Regions from separate parts of the Mus musculus genome. Here region 1 is linked to region 2. A link is a contact called in ENCODE POLR2A ChIA-PET data. All regions are on one chromosome and are shown on one strand. The core of a region is the stretch at or near the end of the contact, and the rest is flanking DNA. Distances in the headings are between cores, read along the strand shown. Region 1 overlaps Gm39665 (a long non-coding RNA gene). Region 2 holds the start of Utp14b (UTP14B small subunit processome component).

Region 1 (5,240 bases), core at 910-3,409, 89 kb after region 2:
ACTAATTTCCATGCTTGCCATTCAGGGGCTTATTATGCTACTCAGATAATAGATGAGCAAATGCATGAGACTTTTGCTGGTGAGTGTAAATACACATGTGAATATGTTTGTGTATGCATATATACGTGTGTGTCTTCATATGCATATATGTATGTGTGTCTGTATGTGTTGGTGGTATCTGTGTATGTGCTGTGTGCGCATATGTGGCATGCAAGTGCATTCACCTGTCATGTGCATCCTGAGGCCCGAGGAGGATGTACAATGTCCTTTTTACAGCATTACAGAGTCTGTGACTGAGCTGAAGCTTGCTGTTTAGAAAGGCTGGCTGATCAGAGAGCTCCTAGAATCTCTGCCCTACCACGTTGGGCTAACTGACACCTACAGTTGCAATGTCTGACTTTTACGTGAGTGTTGGGGACTTGAACTCAGGTCCTTTAAATTCAAGTCCTCTTCTGGAGCACCATTTCCTCAGCCCCATTGCTGACGCTTTCTATGAAGCAACTGTTAGCACATTTGGAGCTCATACATCCTCCTGTCTCCACTGTATTGCGTACTCCAGAAAAAGCACGACTCTCAGATAAAGCCAAGAGTATTAAAAAACAAGCTGCCAAATGTCACCTCTAGATTGGGGCGGGACCACTCCAACTGTGTGTTGTCCTTGTTAAAAGACAAAGCTGCTACACTTGTGCCGCTTTTGCTCCCTGTACAGTGCCAATTCCCCACAACCTGAGTGCAAGAGAAAATTCACAGGCCTCTGTCATTCTGATTTCAATCAAAACATAGATCTTCAGTCATCCGGGGGTGGGGGGTGGGGGAAGAACAGTGGACAGTGTTGAGCATAACAAAGCATAAAGTAAGTTAAAAAAAGCAACAGGCAGCAGACTACCAGCAATCACTGCAGTGCCAGTCTCTAGACTGTCTTCACCACAGACCATATTTTGTTTTCTGTTTTCGTGATAGAAGTCCCCTATATAAAATGGGTATATTTGCATATAGTGTATGTTCATCTTCCTTTTAAGTCGTATATAGAGTACGTAAAGAACCCAGTACAATGTAAATGTAGTCACAGAAGAGTTTAGACCAGCTTGCTTAGAAGATAATGACAAGAAAAAGTTTGATATAAACAATGGAACTCTTTTAAGTCATAAAGAAGAAAGAAATGGGCATCTGTAGGAAAATAAATGGGATTGGAGAGAATCTTATAAACTAGCCTTATGTGTGGTTCCTTGATTTTATATCAATGAATATAGTCATGTATGTATATATGCATGAAAGAAGACAGGCAAATTATCTAGGCAACAGATGGGACTAATGGGAGGGAGAGGGGAGAGGAAAGAGAGGCAATCAGGTAGATATGGGGAAGATATATTCTACATACACTGCATACTTGCATTTTTTTAAAAGAGGAAAATGTTTGTAAATGTTATATACAGACAGATTTTAAAATTATGGTTTTTTGGGGTGGGGTTAGTCTTTGTGTATGACTCAGTATGTAACTCTGCATGTGTAGACCAGACTTACCTTACAGACTTGCTATGTAGCCCAGGTTAGCCTCAAATTCCTACCTATAATCCTCCTGACTCAGACTTCTAAGTGCTCAGATTACAGGTGTGTGCCACCAGGTCCTGCTTTTTTTCTGGGTATTTTCAAGGTAAGTTGGCTGTGTGGAAGTAGACCCTGGGGATAACATAGGGCTAGTTATACTGCCCAGAAGATACTCAGTGTTCCTGCCAAGAATCAACCCACCCAGACTTGGGGCAGCACCAACACACATCCCCTTGATTTGAGAGTTTGGGAGGTGCCCCAAAGAAAGACAATAATGTGTTTTTGACGTGGCTTGCAGTTGGCATTGGGCTCAAGAGTGGAAGCTGAGATAGCTCTGCAAAGATCTGGGGAAACATTTCGAAGGAAAGCAGGATAATGTCAATGTCACGGAAGGGTGGCGAGCTGAGACTATGGGAAAAGGAGAATACAAAGTCAAAGCCAAGGAAAGAAAGGACTTGTCTCTGCTCTGCCACTTGCCAGCTGGAGGAACTTGAAGCAGTGTCCCCTGATCTTTTGTATCTCCCTGTCACAAAAACAAGGGGGTGACCTAGATCTGCGCTTTACGAACTTGGCTGAGAGTCGCAATGACCTGGGAAGCTTTCCAAACACCGATGACTTCATTGGTCTGGAGTTCAGCTTTAAACCTGGTGATCGTTAACATTCCCCAGGTGATTGTGATATTCACAGCACATTGAGGGCCCTGAGCTAGATAATCTGTGAGCTTTTGTCCCACCCTACCAACTGCTGGCTGGCAAAGGACAGTGACCTCTCTCAGTCCTCCCCCCATTCCCCAAGCTTCTGCATCTCTAGCAAGGAGCTGACCTGGATCTATTTAGCTCCTTTCATATAATTATCATTGCATGGGATGGATAGGCTGTTTGCTTATGTAACTTTAAGGATTGAAATCCCATCCTGGGCCAGCAGTCTTTTTCCCAGCTGGAGGAGGTAACTGGATACTCCCTGCAGGGTTTCGATCTGTCTCTCAACCTCTCCAAAGCAAATGTACTTTTCCAGCCCTTTCAACTGTAGCTGTACAAAAAAGAAAGGAGACCGTAACCACCGACATTTCCTTTATAGACAAAGGCAAGCACTGAAATAGCTCTCAGCTTGCTATCCAGGTAAACTCAAGACAAATTTAGAAACCCTGTAACGTTGGACCGTCATCCCAAGGATGTGAAGAGGGGATCTGGTTTACTTCCTTTCAGTCTTTTATTCTCGATCCTTTTTTAATTCCCCAAAATATAATCCAAAGACACAGGTAGGGTTTGCAAAGGCCAAGGCTTGGCTAATGACCAAAGCCGTTAAATTCCTGCTCAATCAGATTAGCCCAGTTAAGTCCGTGGCATTAGGGCCTGGTATAACACCCTGGCCTGCTGAGACACCTCCTCCATCCTGCTGGGAAATTTTTCCTAAACCCCCAAATAGCAGCTTAATCTGTGGAGGAAACAACAAAGGAGAGGTGCTAAGTATAGCCAGTACCTTCGAGAGAACAGCATACTTTAGAATAGAATGAGAGCCACAAGAGTTATTTTAACATTTCTACTAGTGTTCTCGAGCAAGAAAAAAGAAGCACGTGAAATTAATTTGCACTAATATTTTATTTCCCCTTTATGGCATATGATCATCAATTCTTAACTAACGAGCAATTCTGTAGCTTCTACTTTTTAGCAAGTCTCCAAAATCCCATGAGTATTTTTGCAGCATCGCTCAACAGAGCTAAATGGAATTAGTACACTTCTTGTGTTCAAGAGGCCATGTGTGCTAGTGGCAAATGTTCTGAGTGACAGGAGAGCCTCTATACTTATTCAGTGCTGACAGCAGGCTAGAAGTGATGCAGAGATGAGAGCCCAATAAACCTCTCTCTCTCTTTCTCTCTCTCTCTTTCTCTCTCTCTCTCTCCTTTGCTTTCTTTGGGATAGGGTAACTAGGCAGCATACACTGATCTTGATTCTGCCTCTTTAACTTAAAGCTGTATGTTTTTAATTTTTTTTCCTTTTTTTTAAATTAGGTATTTTCTTCATTTACATTTCCAATGCTATCCCAAAAGTCCCCCATGCCCTCCCTCCCGCTCTCCTGCCCCCCCCATGTTTTTTTAAAGACAAGCTATTTACCTTGTTGAGCCTCACTCCCAGAAAACTTTTTTTAAAAGATTTGTTTATTTATTTTATGTATCTGAGTACACTGTAACTGTACAGATGGTTGTGAGCCTTCACGTGGGAATTGAATTTTTAGGACCTCCCTCTACTTGCTCCAGTCAAACCCACTCGCTCTGGTCAACTTTGCTTGCTTAGTCCCTGCTCCCTTTGGCCCAAAGATTTATTTATTAATATACATAAGTACACTGTAGCTGTCTTCGGACGCACCAGAAGAGGTCATCTGATCTCATTACGGGTGGTTGTGAGCCATCATGTGGTTGCTGGGATTTGAACTCAGGACCTTCGGAAGAACAGTCAGTGTTCTTATCTGCTGAGCCATCTCGCCAGCCCACAGAAAACTCTAAAGAATCTCCACAAAACACAACTAAGAGAAAAGAAAAATCTAACCCCTAAGTAGGCTGTGAATGACCACATTTAATTCTTGTGTCAGCACTGTACGCTCTTTTGGCAAACTTAGCACAAAATGTTGGAAAATTAAAATTGGAACTAAATGAGAAGATCTCTGGCAGAACCCTTGTCCTTGGTTCATTTCCGTTGTGATAGAAATTCTGACAAAAAGGAAATCTGGGGAGAAAGAGTTTAATTTAGCTTATGGTTCCAGGGTACAGTCTATCATTCCAGGGAAGTTAAGGCAAAACAGCTAGTCATACCCACAATCAAGAGGTGGGAGACAATGCATACATGCACACTTGTGCTTGGCTCCCTCTCTATACTAATATAGTCCAGAATCCTCTGCCTAGGGAATGGTGTTACCCACAATGGGCAGATTCTTTTTTACATGAGTTAATGAGTAAGGGAAACAGACATGACCACAGGTGGGCTTGATCTAGATAATCCCTGGTTGAAGGTGTCTCTTCCTAGGCAAATCTGAAATATAGAGAGTTAGTGATTGGCTGCAATTATAAAATCCCTGATTCTGAAAATATGTGGGTAGCACCTCTGACTCATGTCCCCAGCCAGCATCTCTTCCAAATAGCAGTTCCTGATTGTCTGTGTCAGCAATCCTTGGTCTCTCAGGCAGTCTTCAATTAGGTCGTTCTGCAGGAGTTGCCTTTGTGGCTGCAGCCCCCAGCATTTATGCAGATATGGCCACCAACATTCCTCCTACATTTCCACCCTTTTGTTTTTAGATTTAGACAGCCTAGTGGGAGCTGGGCTGGAATGCCATTGTTGATCCCACATGAGAGGATTCCCAAAATACTGGACTGTTCCTGTCTTAGGTTGCCCTATCTTCTAGGATTTTACCTGTCATGGACTACCAACTCTCAAAGAGATATCACTCCGGAGGCATGTCACACAAGGGGGAGATGAGGAACAGTCTACATGGTGGTCTCACAGATCTCTGCCATCCAGGCTTTGTTTACTTCCTTACGGGGAGCCTCAGCTGGGGTTTTTGAAAGCCATCAGCACCTAGGGGTGAGGGTGTGTAATTAAATGCAAGTGCTCACAGAGGTCATAGGTGTCAGATCCATGTGGAGCTGGGGAAACAGCTGCCTGATGCAAGTGCTGGAAATCAAACTCAGGTCCTGAGGCACATTT
Region 2 (5,332 bases), core at 2,150-4,649:
TCTTTGGAGGAAGTCAGTCACCAGTGGGGTATTCTTAGGGTTTTATCTTGCCCCAGAACCTGCCTATATTCTCCTTTCTGTACTCCCTGGCCACCTGGATATGAAATGTTCTTTCAACAAACCCTTCCCCACTAAAACCGAATGACATCTTGGAAACTATGAACCAAAAATCTTTTCCTGCCTTCTTTGATCAGGCATTTGTCACAATAACACTGAGGTAACTAATAACATGCCACTCGTTTCTATCTCCTTTGCAAACTCTGCCTCTTCTACTCAGTACTAACAGGGCCTCTTTCTGCTCTTACTCCTCCACAGGCAGCCTGACATGCACATTGTTTTAGACACTCTCACCAGAACAAGAGAAGGCCCCAAAATGGCATTCTACTTCTGAACACCAAACCAAACCAGCACCCTAAAGAGAAGCCCAAGGCCATGGACCACTTCTAAACCTAGAAACATGTTCTCCCACATCCAATATCTACTTCTTTCACAATGAGCCTCAGTTCGGAGAATGAAAGTGCATACAAGCCCTCCAGTTGCCTGGATCTGAAACAGAACCTTCACCTCTCAGCTCATACTACCTATCACCATGCCATAACAGCTTTCTGCCTAACATCTCCACTTTCGTGAATTTCTGCTCATCATACTAACCTCTTCAAAGGCTCAGCTAGTATAACATATGACAGTGCTATGAAAAAAATCAGTATTGATATGAAATTTTCAGAGCAGGGACTTTTAAGCACATCTTTGCACTTATTCTAAACAGTATACACAAAGGACAATACTTGCATACAGCTGGTATCCAATAAAAGTATTACAATTAGTTATATTACCTTTTGAAGTGTTTGAATAGATATCTATATCCCAATTCATGCATGGTTTTCTTGCTTCCTAAGAACTGAAAGATGTTTATTTAGTTTTTGGTTTTTTTGAGGCAGGGTCTAATTACGTCCTGGAATTACATAAAACAGGCTGGCCTCAAACCTACCTGCCTCTGCCTCCTAGGTGCTGGGATAAAAGGTGAGCCACCAAACCCAGCTTAGAGCTGAAATTTTTATGTTAAGTTACTGAGTAAAATATAAGCTACAATGAATACTTTAAAAAATTATGATGCTTACTGTAAATCAGAAAAGCCTATCACTGAGGGGTAAGTGGGGTGAGGTGGGTGTTGTGAGGTGGGGACGTCTAAATCACACCTTCAAATCCACATCCATATAAAAGATTGCTGCTTCTGAGCTTTAAGCACTCTAAAGGCGGGCCTGGGAATACTCCCTACCTATCTCATTCAGATACTCCACAATTTGAACTGAGATAACAATCTGGTGGGAAATATATTAAAATAAAAAAATATATTATTATAGTTGCTCAAAAAGCTCTGAAGCGCTTGTCCTATGTACATTTAATTTCAGCCTCAGAGCACAAATTGGACATCTAGGAAAAAAATCTCACATAATCCGTTCTTAAAAAGCAGCTCCCTGGATTTCCATGTAAATCATAATGCTTGTTAGAATCTTCAATCATCCAATACTTCACCTTTATTGCATGTAACATAGGTTGCAATCACCCATTTATCTACAAAATCCTTGGCATGTAGTCTAATCCCAGCCTGAGGGCACAGGGACAGATCAACCTATCCCTGTTATATCTCCCAGCACCTGCTAAGATGCCTGACATGACTCAATGAGAAGGCTCTCCGTGAACAATTAACTGAATCAGGAAGGCGCTAGTGTTATTCCCACACACAGTGTCCTTCAGTGTGTCCTTCTTTCTTTGCTTTCTCCAAGGAGGACATCTTGGGACTCACAGGGTACCAGTCACTCGGCCCAAATGTCCTACAAATCCAGTAACTGGACTCCAAAGATACCAGGTGACCCTCTCCTGTGGCCACACTGGAGTCAAGGCACTTTATGACAGAAGAATCAGAGCCTAAGTTAGAAAATACAATCAGCCTTCAACTCTACATGTGAGGGGTGCTCAGGGAGACACCAGAAAACGCACTCTCAAGTCCCAACACTTCCCTCTCTGTAATAAGCTTTGCATGCACTTCTAGGGGCAACTCAGCAGCACCCTTCAACAACACTCAGAGCCAAAGTGCGCATACAAAACAGCCTAAAACAAACAGGAAAAACAAAAACACCAAACTACAGCTCTGCAGAACCCCTAAGACCCAAAAGAACCTAGAAACCCAAAGCCACGGAAACCATTCAAACACCAACAGAGGGCTGTTGCTACTAAAGCCATCAGAGATTTGTTCTAGATTCAGACAGGCCCTCCTGGGGCTCAAGCTTCTCCTAGTAGCTCAGATCTGGGCTAAGTTAACGTGTCCACAGTGCAGGCTCTCTCGCTGTAAAACTGAGAATGTGCGACCGTCCCGGTGGACTAACAATGTAAACATAGCCATGCACAAAGTTCTTGGTGTGTGGCCTTTAAAAAAAGCTCAGTAAATGCCAGCTCTGTCATTCTAGGCAGTTATCAATCCCCCCTCTCTAGTTTCCACTGGATTCCCAAAAACTGTCCTGCCCTTTCTAAGTTGAGGGGCTCTATGTACAAGTGATCGGAATACCTGTTCTAGAACCAGAACGGACCATACAGTTGGATCTTCATCTGTGAAATCCCATCACGGGGATCACAAGTGACCCCCGGGGCTGCCTATGTATGCATCTCATGACTGACTCGTCCGAGACTAAAACGCACTTAGGAGGAGACACCAGAGGTTCCCCACGCCATTCCCACCGCCCGCACCCGCATTTCCTGTCCCACACCCGCAGTTTTCAGGGACCCTCTGGGCGCTGGTACCTCCCACGGACGCCGCGCGGCCGCGTGGAGCGGGACGACCCCACCCACGTGCCCGCGCCCGCGGAGGAGGCCGCGGTGCATCCTTCCTCCCGCGCCCGCAGCTCCACGCCGGCGGTTTCCCCGAATCCGCGAGGACGCCCTACTCGCCACTCACCCTCCACCAACCCCCGTTTCCCCGACCCTCGCCACGGCCCAGCACCCCGCGGCCCAGGAGTCCCCTCAGGCACCGGCGAGCGGCATGCACGCTCGCCGAGTGGGAGGAGGGAGGCCTGGCCGCCATCCCGCGACCCTCATCGCCTCACAACGGGCGCTGCGCGCACTCACCGCGGGCTCCGACCCACGCAGGCCTGGCTGCTCCTCAGAGCGGCTCCTGCCCAGCGCCACCTCCTCAGGACCCTGACGCAGCTGCTGGGGCCGCCCTGCGAGACGGGGACGACCGCCTGCTGCCGGCTCAGCCTCCCGCTCTGCCGCCGCCTCCTCGTCCGAGCCCGCGACCGCGGCCACAACCGCAGCGACGTTTCCCGGGCGCCGGCTGAGCAGCGTCTGTTGAGCCGCAGTCCTGGACGCGCACCCCGGGCTGGCGCTCGTTGCATATGCAAAGAGACCGCCGCCCATTGGCCCGCGGGCGGTGGCGCGTGCGGGGCTCGGCCTATCAAATGCCGGCCTGGGGAGCGCGGTGCTGGCGGCAGGGGCGGGGCGAGGTTACTATGGGTCATTCTGCGGAGCCGCCGACGGCTGGACCCGACTGGGGCCCTCGCAGGGCGGGGATTGAGCCCTTGGGGAGGGGAGCGGCGGGACGGACCCGCAGCTACAGCAGCTGCAGAGGGGAGCTGGGCAGGGGGCGCAGGGCGGGAAGACCTGAGGCGTCCAGGGTGCCCCCGCTGAGAACTGCAAAACCCGCCTTCACTGCTGCGATGCATAAATCTCAATATAAACGAAGAAATAACCTGCTTGTTTTTTTTTTTCCCCATTCTTCTCAGGACTGGGTTCGTTATCCTAGTTTGAACACGGATTTCTAGCAAATCTTGCAAAGAGAAAAAAAAAAAAATGACGTTTGAAAATGCTTGTGAAGGGGAAAGCTCAAAGCATGCCCTGTATTATTTCTCTTGCATGGGCTTCGTTTAATGCAGCGTGTATCCCGTTTACTCGTAAATCTTCGCATACCCACATTTCATGTTTGCAAAGGATGAAACTTTACTCAAAAATAATCTTTTATCAGCCGGGCGTGGTGGCGCACACCTCTAATCCCAGCACTCAGGAGGCAGAGGCAGGCGGATTTCTGAGTTCGAGGCCAGCCTGGTCTACAAAGTGAGTTCCAGGACAGCCAGGGATATACAGAGAAACCCTGTCTCGGAAAAAAAAAAAAAAAAAAAGCTTTATGAATCTTTATGACTGTGTGTGTTGTTTAGTTTGCCATTGTATAGATCCTCTTGGACACTACATCAGGATATAGGCATTTATTTTACAACTGCCTCCCCCCACTCAAAACATTCACCCAGCAAAACACAAATGACTAAATCAGCCACTGGAGTGTAATATTAGAAAGAGACTGTTCGTAGCAGAGTTGTTTTTTCTTAACCTAACCTATTATTTAGTTGGTCTGTGAACTTTTCTTTAAGTAGGTGAAAGGTCGAGTTGCTGTGCTAGCCTCAAGCTAAGGCAGAAAGAGGCTCACTTCCCAGGACAATCTTAAAAACTCCGAGGAGGCTGCCAGGACTTGAGCTAGGTGGAGCCATGATACACTCTACAAAGCCAGCTCACTCACTCACCTTGGGCCCCTAGCCAGTCTAATTGCCTGAAAGAACAGATAGTGTTTGACTCAAGCAGCCTGCTCCTACTAGGAATTTCACATTTCCCAAGGAAACCCTGCCAATAAAAGGAATGCAGAATTTCCAGTCTACAGAGGGATGAAGATGTGTACCTCAGAAGTGGTCATTCAGAACTGCAAACCTTGAGAAAAACTAAGCAACTTCAAGACAGCAAAACTAATAGTGAACCTTCCTCCCCAGTTAACAAACATAAAACACATGTGTAGAATTCCAGGGACATCTTTCTTCGTTATCTCTTTATAGGCTAAACAATATTTTATGGGCATGTATTTACATTTAACAGAAAATACTCTTGAGATTCAAATACTGAATTGGAATATTGTCTGCTGTTTAATACTAGTTAAACAGAAATTATTGTGCTTCTGTTCACTAGGCTTCTTTGTATGGTTGTTTAGTTCTTTGTGGGAGAGTGGGAGCCAAGATCTCATGTAGCTCAGACAGGCCTGGATTTTACTATGTAGATCAGGGTGGCCTAGAATTCACAGTGATTCTAGGATTACAGGTGTGATACACCTCTTTAGGCTTTGTTTACACCTGGAAACTCGTGCTTACACTAAGCCCACAGGCTAACCTTAAACTCCAGACAATCTTCCAACCTCACCTAGGTTTATTTATTGTCGTTGTTGTTTTGAAACAACAGGGTGTGATGACTCACAACTTTAATCTTAGTACTTGGAAGGCAGAGGCAGATAGATCTCTAAATTTGA

What was found. ChIA-PET counts read pairs that join two places held with the same protein, here RNA polymerase II (POLR2A).
Region 1: POLR2A ChIA-PET joins it to region 2 with 30 read pairs in embryonic stem cell. The contact joins the enhancer-like site here to the promoter of Utp14b in region 2. POLR2A ChIA-PET finds 5 or more read pairs at or near these places in 3 of 5 experiments (Patski and embryonic stem cell).

Annotation. Positions count from the first base shown.
Region 1 is chr1:78,565,263-78,570,502 of GRCm38, reverse strand. All of the region lies in intron 2 of Gm39665 (a long non-coding RNA gene), which reads left to right. It also overlaps a transcript of Mogat1 not described here. Among named protein-coding and RNA genes, the nearest start is that of Gm39665, 21 kb to the left of the region's middle. Within about 2 kb of position 2,159, at least 2 of the 3 ENCODE cell types and tissues checked have a DNase peak (open chromatin) inside an H3K27ac peak, as active enhancers do.
Region 2 is chr1:78,655,892-78,661,223 of GRCm38, reverse strand. It overlaps Utp14b (UTP14B small subunit processome component), which reads right to left and starts at 3,399. Exons shown (of 3, transcript NM_001001981.3): 1 at 3,121-3,399. Acsl3 (acyl-CoA synthetase long-chain family member 3) reads right to left here and starts at 3,399. Exons shown (of 15, transcript NM_001033606.2): 1 at 3,121-3,399.